Linked DNA regions of Mus musculus: all the other regions are linked to region 3. The links are chromatin loops, found by intact Hi-C in ENCODE. Cell type or tissue: heart. All regions are shown on one strand. Region 1 overlaps Rpl26 (ribosomal protein L26). Region 2 overlaps Gm32483 (a long non-coding RNA gene). Region 3 holds the start of Aloxe3 (arachidonate lipoxygenase 3).

What was found. Hi-C counts contacts between places; a loop is a spot of excess contacts. Peaks named below come from ENCODE experiments on the same cell type or tissue, not always from the same donor. Only the 100,000 strongest peaks of a DNase experiment are listed, where the experiment ranks them.
Region 1: a loop joins it to region 3, with 3 times the contacts of the local background. A loop is called at or near these places in 5 of 42 quality-filtered maps.
Region 2: a loop joins it to region 3, with 2.9 times the contacts of the local background. A loop is called at or near these places in 2 of 42 quality-filtered maps.

What each region holds. Positions count from the first base shown.
Region 1 is chr11:68,903,574-68,906,073 of GRCm38, reverse strand. It overlaps Rpl26 (ribosomal protein L26), which reads right to left. Exons shown (of 4, transcript NM_009080.2): 4 at 1,540-1,709. The coding sequence ends at 1,581. Among named protein-coding and RNA genes, the nearest start is that of Gm22608, 3.2 kb to the left of the region's middle. In heart, a CTCF peak has its summit at 1,157 (motif pointing left); a DNase peak (open chromatin) is centred at 1,143.
Region 2 is chr11:69,371,412-69,373,911 of GRCm38, reverse strand. It overlaps Gm32483 (a long non-coding RNA gene), which reads right to left. Exons shown (of 2, transcript XR_003949707.1): 2 at 1-2,500. Among named protein-coding and RNA genes, the nearest start is that of Chd3, 3.2 kb to the right of the region's middle. In heart, a CTCF peak has its summit at 938 (motif pointing right); no DNase peak of the experiment used is centred here; H3K4me3 peaks cover 1,378 bases; H3K27ac peaks cover 2,168 bases.
Region 3 is chr11:69,123,906-69,126,405 of GRCm38, reverse strand. Aloxe3 (arachidonate lipoxygenase 3) reads right to left here and starts at 29. Exons shown (of 15, transcript NM_011786.2): 1 at 1-29. The coding sequence starts at 3. n-TLtag3 (a tRNA gene) reads right to left here and starts at 2,165; the gene lies at 2,084-2,165. n-TQctg6 (a tRNA gene) reads left to right here and starts at 1,728; the gene lies at 1,728-1,799. It overlaps n-TKctt27 (a tRNA gene), which reads left to right and starts at 1,158; the gene lies at 1,158-1,230. It also overlaps a transcript of Hes7 not described here. In heart, a CTCF peak has its summit at 963; DNase peaks (open chromatin) are centred at 345, 985, 2,155 and 2,485; H3K4me3 peaks cover 2,419 bases; H3K27ac peaks cover 1,225 bases.

The sequences.
Region 1 (2,500 bases), 220 kb after region 3:
TTTACTGATAAGAGAACTAGTTCTCAAGCCATGCTCTCTCCTGGTTTTGGCTTTGGCTTTTTCTGACCTGGAATGTCATACCACAGGGCTTTCAGATCAGCCACATCCCCCATGCGCTAAGCAAGTCCAGCTTCCACCTCTCCTTCACTGAACCCGCGTCACTGGCTGGTTGCTCTCTTTCTTCACCTGGATCCCTCCTCACAGCTATGGAGGACAAAGTGCTTAAGGTCTTCAAGTCATGGTCAAAAGGCACAGCCTACAAGAACATGGCAGTGTAGCAGTGCAGCCATGCCTACACTTGACAACTCCTTTCCTGACTTACTAGGGGAAAGCTGTTGGGAGTTTTTTCTTTTGTTTTTTCAAGCCAGGGTTTGTGTATAGCCCTGGAACTCACTCTATAGACTAGGCTGGCCTCAAACTCAGAAATCCACCTGCCTCTGCCTCCCTTAAAGGTGACATTTTCTTATTTTAAAAAAAAAAAAAAAAAAAAAAGGCAATGTAGCCAGGCATGGAGGATCCCAGTTTGTGGCCAGTCTGGCCTACACAGTGAGACCCTATCTCAAATGAGCAAAAAAAAAAAAAATAGTAATAATTAGGCATGGCCTCGTACTCCAGCCTTTCTATTCCACCTGTGCTCACTGTGCTGCCCCAGGGTATGAGGCCTTGGGGATCTGCTGAGGCAACCATCTTACTTGGAGACCCTGCCAGGCTTTGCTGAAACATCAGCCAAGTGCTACAGTGCACGGTTCCTCTGGTTACTGTTAGATACCTAAACCCTCCAACCCGGCAACAGCTGCCAACTGCAGGATACTCCAGACATGGTTCTGTCAGTCCTTTTAGGAAATTATCTTGCTAATATGACCCAGGCTAGCCTCAATACTTCTGCTTCTACCTCAGCTGGAATTTCTGATGTGCCCACTGCTGCCTGCAACTCAGTTATAGCACTGATCCAACATTAGCACAGGGAAATAAAATCTTATCACCAGTAATAAAATTCTCACTGTATTGAAATCTCAGCAGCCAGGTTTTCTCCGGTGAGACAACACATGTTTTTCCAGAGTTGGAGAGCTGGCCAGCTGCTCCTTCAGAGGAACTAAGCTCAAGTCTGGGGACCCAACAATTTAATTCAAGGGGATCTGGTGCCCTCTTCTGGCTTCTGTAGACACTGCAGGGATTTGATATACAGATGCACACACACAGGTACAAATAAATGTCAGGGTTCTCCCAATATTTTAGGCCCTATGAGATGGTACCAGCCTCCAAGACCAAACAACCTGTAAGACTCACAAGGTGGGAGAACTGACTCTTAAGGGTCCTTTCCAGGTACCAGTCGATTAGGAATATTTTCAACTGGCTATTCCTATAAATAAGGGCCATTCCAAGGTTTAAATTCATCATAGCTCCTGATTCCACATAACTTGTCATAGTGCTATCAGACCATCTGAGGGTGGCTGTCCTTTCCAGACCCCAAAGACTGACACAGAAGCAGAGTAAGCCACAGAAAACAAGGTACTTGGAAAACACCACACAAGACAGGACTACTTAAGCAGTCTTTAATGAAAGCCGTGCACGAGATGTCTCTACTCCTGCATCTTCTCGATCGTTTCTTCCTTGTATTTGCCCTTCTCCTTTCCTACTTGTCGGGACTTGGCTTTCCTCTCCAGGATCTTCTTGCGGTCCTTGTCCAGCTTTAGCCTGGTGATAACGACCTGCACAAAAAGAAGCAGCCCTAAGCTTTAAGCAACAACGTAGGCCCAATTACAGGTCCCACTTTCCATTCCCTGAACCCAGGGTAGTAGATACCTAAATGTCTCTTTCTAAAATACAAATGATGATGCAGCTTTGGAGCAGAAGCTCAGAGTTTATCCAGCTAGTCTAATCTTATCACTTGCTGCACTAAGGACCAGAGACCAAGAACTGACCACTGCATTTTCCTTGAAAACTGAGCTAGTGGTGGAAAGCAAAAACCAAACCCAAAAACCACTACAATGTTACATACAGAAAATGTTCTTTCTGTTAAAGGTCCTGAGTTCAACTCCCAGTGACCACACGGTGGCTCACAACCATCTGTGATTGGATCAGATGCTCTCTTCTGGTAGTATCTGAAGAGAGCAACAGTGTACTCATGTACATTAAAAGACACCTTACATGGGGCGTGCATTGTGGCACAGGACTTTAATTTCAGCACCCAGGAGGCTGAGACAGGCAGACCTCTGAGTACCAGAAAAACAAAAACTCAGAGCTCACTAAGGTCATGTGCTGGGCTGGAGAGAGGGCCAACAGACCCACATCTTTGATCTACATGGGTTCCACACACACAGAAGCAACCATGACATGTACTATGTGGTGGGGAAGGGAAAGAAATCATGGTACAATTTTAATACTGATGTTGTCTGTCGGTCTTTTGGGTTTTCTGCAGTTTGAAAATTACATTTTTAGCACTAATTTAAGTCTGAGAACCCCCTTAAGTGGTTGCTGTGCACATTAAACAATCCAATCA
Region 2 (2,500 bases), 250 kb before region 3:
CATGGTATGCACTGGGGAAGCCGAGGAACCCGGGCTACGCGGCTAGACTTTGTTTCCCTACAAAAGGAAAAGACAGAAATTGTAAATGTATACGAGAAAAGCAGAGCAAGGCGTCTACCTGCTTCCCATGCAGGGACGCACAGCTTGCACGTCACTGCACTTGTGACGTCGACCTGCGTCGGTGTGGCAGTTCACTCCTCCCAGTGTAGCCATGTCTTTCTGTGACACAGGTTTTAGGGAAGAGACCAAGGAGTGTGTGCAGTCATCCAGGTCACCTACCAGGTTGACTTAGGGGAGGATAAGCCCTTCCTGAGCATTTCTGCGGCAGTGAAAGCAAGCAAAGAGCAAGCAGTCAATTAAAAGGATGGTACCCAGCTCTGTGAGACCTACAAGGTTGGATCGGAACGGTAAACGGGGAGAGGTAGCAAAGCCTGGAGAAGTCAGGAAGTCCTGATGTGTGACAGGGTATGGGTGAACCTGGGAGAGAGGAGATAAGAACCACACCCACTGAGAAGGGATGGGAGTGGCTGTGTGCACAGAGTGGTGGGGGTTCAGATGTGTGGACCTCCCTGTAGTGGCATCTAACAAATGGGATGATGACTGGCTCTTAAGCATTCCTGGCCTGGGAGAGAAGGTGATGTAGGAGACTTTTATTCTTCATTAAAAGTCTTATGTTTAAAAGCACTTATTTTATGTGCATGAGAGTTTTGCTGCGTGTATGTCTGTGCACTCTGTGTGTGCCTGCTGCGCTGGGTGGTTCAGGGTGTTAACTTCTCTATAACTGGCATTACAGAAAGGTAGGTGGGTGCTGGTAATCAAACCCCAGAACAACAGTGCAGTTGACTGCTGACCCATCTCTTCAGCCCCTTTATTTTTTATGTGTATGGGTATTTTGCCTCAGTGTTATATCATTCATGCAATACCCACAGACACCAGAAGAGGGCGTTGTATCCTTGGAACTGGAGTTACAGATGGTTGTCAGCTACCACATCAGTACTGGTAATCAAACCTGGGTCCTCTGGAAGGACACCAATGCTCCTAATTAGTTAGCTGTGTCACACTAGCTTTAGGTTTCATACTTTGAGAATTTCATAGCATGTTTATATCTATTCGAAAGTTGACTGGGGGGAAAAGTACCTAAAACAAACAAGAAGAAAGAAAAGCAAGCAGAGATGTGGACAGCCAGAACCTGCTAAGCAGACAGCAAAAAGCCAGGAAAATAGATACTAGGAAACTAGCAAAAAGACAGAGGCAGGCAGACTGCCTGTGAAGGCAGCAAGGAAGAGAGATTAAAAAGGAGGCGTGGTAAGGGGTACAGTACAACTGCAGCTGAGATGTCAAGGCATCAAGGCGAGGGACCCGCTGAAGGGCCTGGGGAGAGGAACTAAGCCCATTGGTGCGTTGTCAGCACGACCCTTGGAAGCCCTAGGAGAAACAGCTGATAAGTAGAGTAAAAAGATACAAACTGAACAGCCGGAGAGCAGCAGACAAGACAGGCAGTGAGAGGACACAGCTAAAAGAAGTCAAAGAAAGCCAAGGAAGTCAGCGGAGACACGCGGAACGGAAACAAGTACAGGGTCAAGATGAGAGGCCAACCATGATGGGAAACTGTGGCAAGTCCTGGAAGGTAGACAAACCAAGAGGTTCAGGCTATAAAAGTGACAGAGACAGGCAGGCGGGGAGACAGATGGCTAGGGAGAGAGAGTGGTGGGCAAACAGCCAGAGAAGCAGACAGACAACCAGAGAGAGAAAAAAGCTGCCAGCCAGTGAGGGAGGAGCAGACAGGCAGGCAGGCATCATAACAGAAGCAAGCAGGTAGAGAGGCAGGCAGGAGCGAGGTGAGAAGACACATCAAGAGGTCACAGGAAAAGCGGGAGCAGATGCAGACAGGCTGGGGGCGGTGTGGGGGGAGATGGAAAGTGTGGGAGAGGGAGCTGGGCAGATTAACAGGTGCTCTGTTAGAGACAAGGATTACAGGCCTGCACAGGGAGGCGACCGACCACCATCAGCCACCTACACCTGCAGACTGTGACACGTGTGGCCGGCAGGCAGAGGTGCCTGGCACAGGAGAGGACACAAGAGACTGTTGCCACATGCTGTGCAATGTGGCGCGCACACAAGTGGAGACACTCTTAGTGTCAGGATGATGCACGTTCGCATCCTCGGGCCAGGAAGAGGGGGAGCCAGGCACACTCAAGAAGAGCCATCCGTATTCACAGACGGGAAGGGAGAAAGTGAACAGAGGACAGAGATGTCCGTCACTTAGAAATGATGAGGCCCTTGGGGTCAAAGGTGTCAGCAAAAGTGTCACGGAGGGGTTGAGTGCACTTACAGAGGAGCCCACACATAGAAAGAGGGGGTACCCATCCAGACTGGCAGTGAAATCGAGAGAGGACAGAACCAAATAATATGGGTGCATAGGCAAGATAATTCCACAGTTAAAAAGAAAGACAGACAGACAGAAACCAATGCTTAACCAACTAAAGTGTAGTGGGGGTGG
Region 3 (2,500 bases):
CATGACTGGACCCAATAACCCCAAACCAGTAGCTAGCCTAGAGAAGGTACGCTACAGGTAAGAGAGAGTCAGCTCCTGGGCAGGAGGCTGGGGGCTGGGGAAGGGTGGGCCTGAGGAAGGATCCAGCTCTAGGACGTTCCTGGGCTCGCGCGCGCTCTCTCTCTTTCTCGATCTCTCACGGCAGCTCCGCTGGTAGCTCGGGAGTACTATCCCCACCCACCGACTTGCACCCTAATACTTGTTTGCATGCCTCTGACACAGCCTGTCCCTCTGGCTGGCTCATCCAGATGGATATCAGAAGCCTGGGCCCATTGGTGAGGGAGGGAATAAGGAAGGAGGGACCAAGTGGCAAGTGGAAGACAGGGAGGAGGTGACGCGTGTTGGGACACTACTTTGTGTCTGATCAGTGGCTTGACTAATGTCCTGAAGCCCATGTTCACCCATTCCCCAGATTCCACCTAGAGCCTTTTCCTCCTATTTCCAAACCAGAAATGGGCACCAGAACACCAGAATTCCTACATGTGAATCACCCACGTGAATCACACCGTGCATCGGAAAGCTGCACCAATTCATAAATGCCAGGTGACCTCATCAACAATCAAGTGAATAACACACATCTTAGCACGTGACAAGGCCATCATGTTCTCCTTCCTGCCACCGACCCACCCATCTCCTCCTAAAGTCTAGTCTTCTCTCTGTCTCCAGTTTTTGTTATTCCCGACCTCAATCACTCCTTTGAGATAGGACCTGCCTGCCAAGTGAGTGGAAGCCTGCCCGACAGCATCTGGAGGCCCTCATGTGACATTCTTTACGCTCCAGGTCCTCCCTCAGCCAGCCTGCTGAACCGTGGGAGGCACCCTGTATGCCCTAGGTGTCCAAGATATAGGTCACAAGGACCAGGGAAGAAAAAAAATAGACTCTACCGGGGAAACCTGTGGCCCGCAGCGGCCCCGCGTGGCTGGTCTAGGCACCTCTAGATTCCTGCTTGAGTGGCGCTCCTGCCCTCCTTAACTTCTAATAAAAGCCGAGGCGTTAGCGACTAGGTTTCAGTAAGTCAGAGTCTCGGACAAAAACGAACTTCATCCTTTAAATACACACAAGAATACGTAGGTATCATAATAAATTCATTTAGGCAAAAGTGGAGAGCTTTGCTAAGAGCCCGGATAGCTCAGTCGGTAGAGCATCAGACTTTTAATCTGAGGGTCCAGGGTTCAAGTCCCTGTTCGGGCGCTTAGCTTTTTGTGGGAATCTGCACTTACAAACACTATTGTTAGGCTGTCTTGTTTGACAATAGCTCTATAATAACAAAGTAATTGCATTCTTTTTAAAAGGAAATGTAAATTGAACGTAAGTTCCGAACAATCAGAAGAGGGAACAGCATTACGTTAAAGTACTAGCTATACAAACGAGGAATACATCAAAGAGAGTAAAAAGAAAATGGGGAAGTTAATATTATTAATATTAATAATATACTTCATTTACTACAATATTTGAAAATCTTATTTTAACCCTAATTGGTGTTTTAAAATCCGCATTTTAACGAATTTTTAAATTATCTTCCTTAATTTTCATGTTTAGAAGAAAGCACTCATATTTCAGGTACTCAATAATCACATTTTAGTAGTTGGCTTCATGTGTTTGTTTTGGTTTGTTTGAATAAATGGAGTGATATGCAAAATGGGATATAGAATAATGTATATAATTTCTGAGAGCACTACAGAAGAGGGGGTTCCATGGTGTAATGGTTAGCACTCTGGACTCTGAATCCAGCGATCCGAGTTCAAATCTCGGTGGAACCTTAGCATTTTGCTAGTACATCAACATAATAAATATATTTGTTTGTAATTTTTCATGCTTAGTATGTCTGTTACAGATATTCTAGTATAATTTTTTAAATTACACTTATATACACCAAGATCTGCGCTGAATTAGTGTATAAGAATACTTATTTCAACAATGTTTGTCACGTCTTGTCTATGAATATGGAAGCAATCTTGGGTTTTGTTGACAAGCCAAAGTTCATAGCCAAGCAGTGGCTTGTTCTCATAAAACTAAAGAGGCCTTCAGGAGAAAAACTCTGGCCTGGCAGCGGTGGGATTCGAACCCACGCCTCCGAAGAGACTGGAGCCTAAATCCAGCGCCTTAGACCGCTCGGCCACGCTACCCGCATGGAAGCTGCTATTTCCCGTCGTCTTCCTAAGAGAGTAGAAGGAAGTCTTCTCAACGCTCACAGCCACGAACTGACCCGAATTTCTTTTGTTGCTGTATATTTCAAACCCGAAATGAGGACTCACCGAGGCGCTAAACGACATTGTAAAGAAGCGAAACAAATGGTCCCAAAGACACAGAGATTTACAACAAAACAAGTTTATTTAGTGAGATCAAATCTGGGAACCGAGCAAGTCTGAGCTTGGTAGCTTACGCAAGAAGCAGCCCGAGCTTTGCACTGCTGGGGAGCTCAAATTTCGTTAGTCTCCCTCTCTGTTTCTCGCACCTGCAT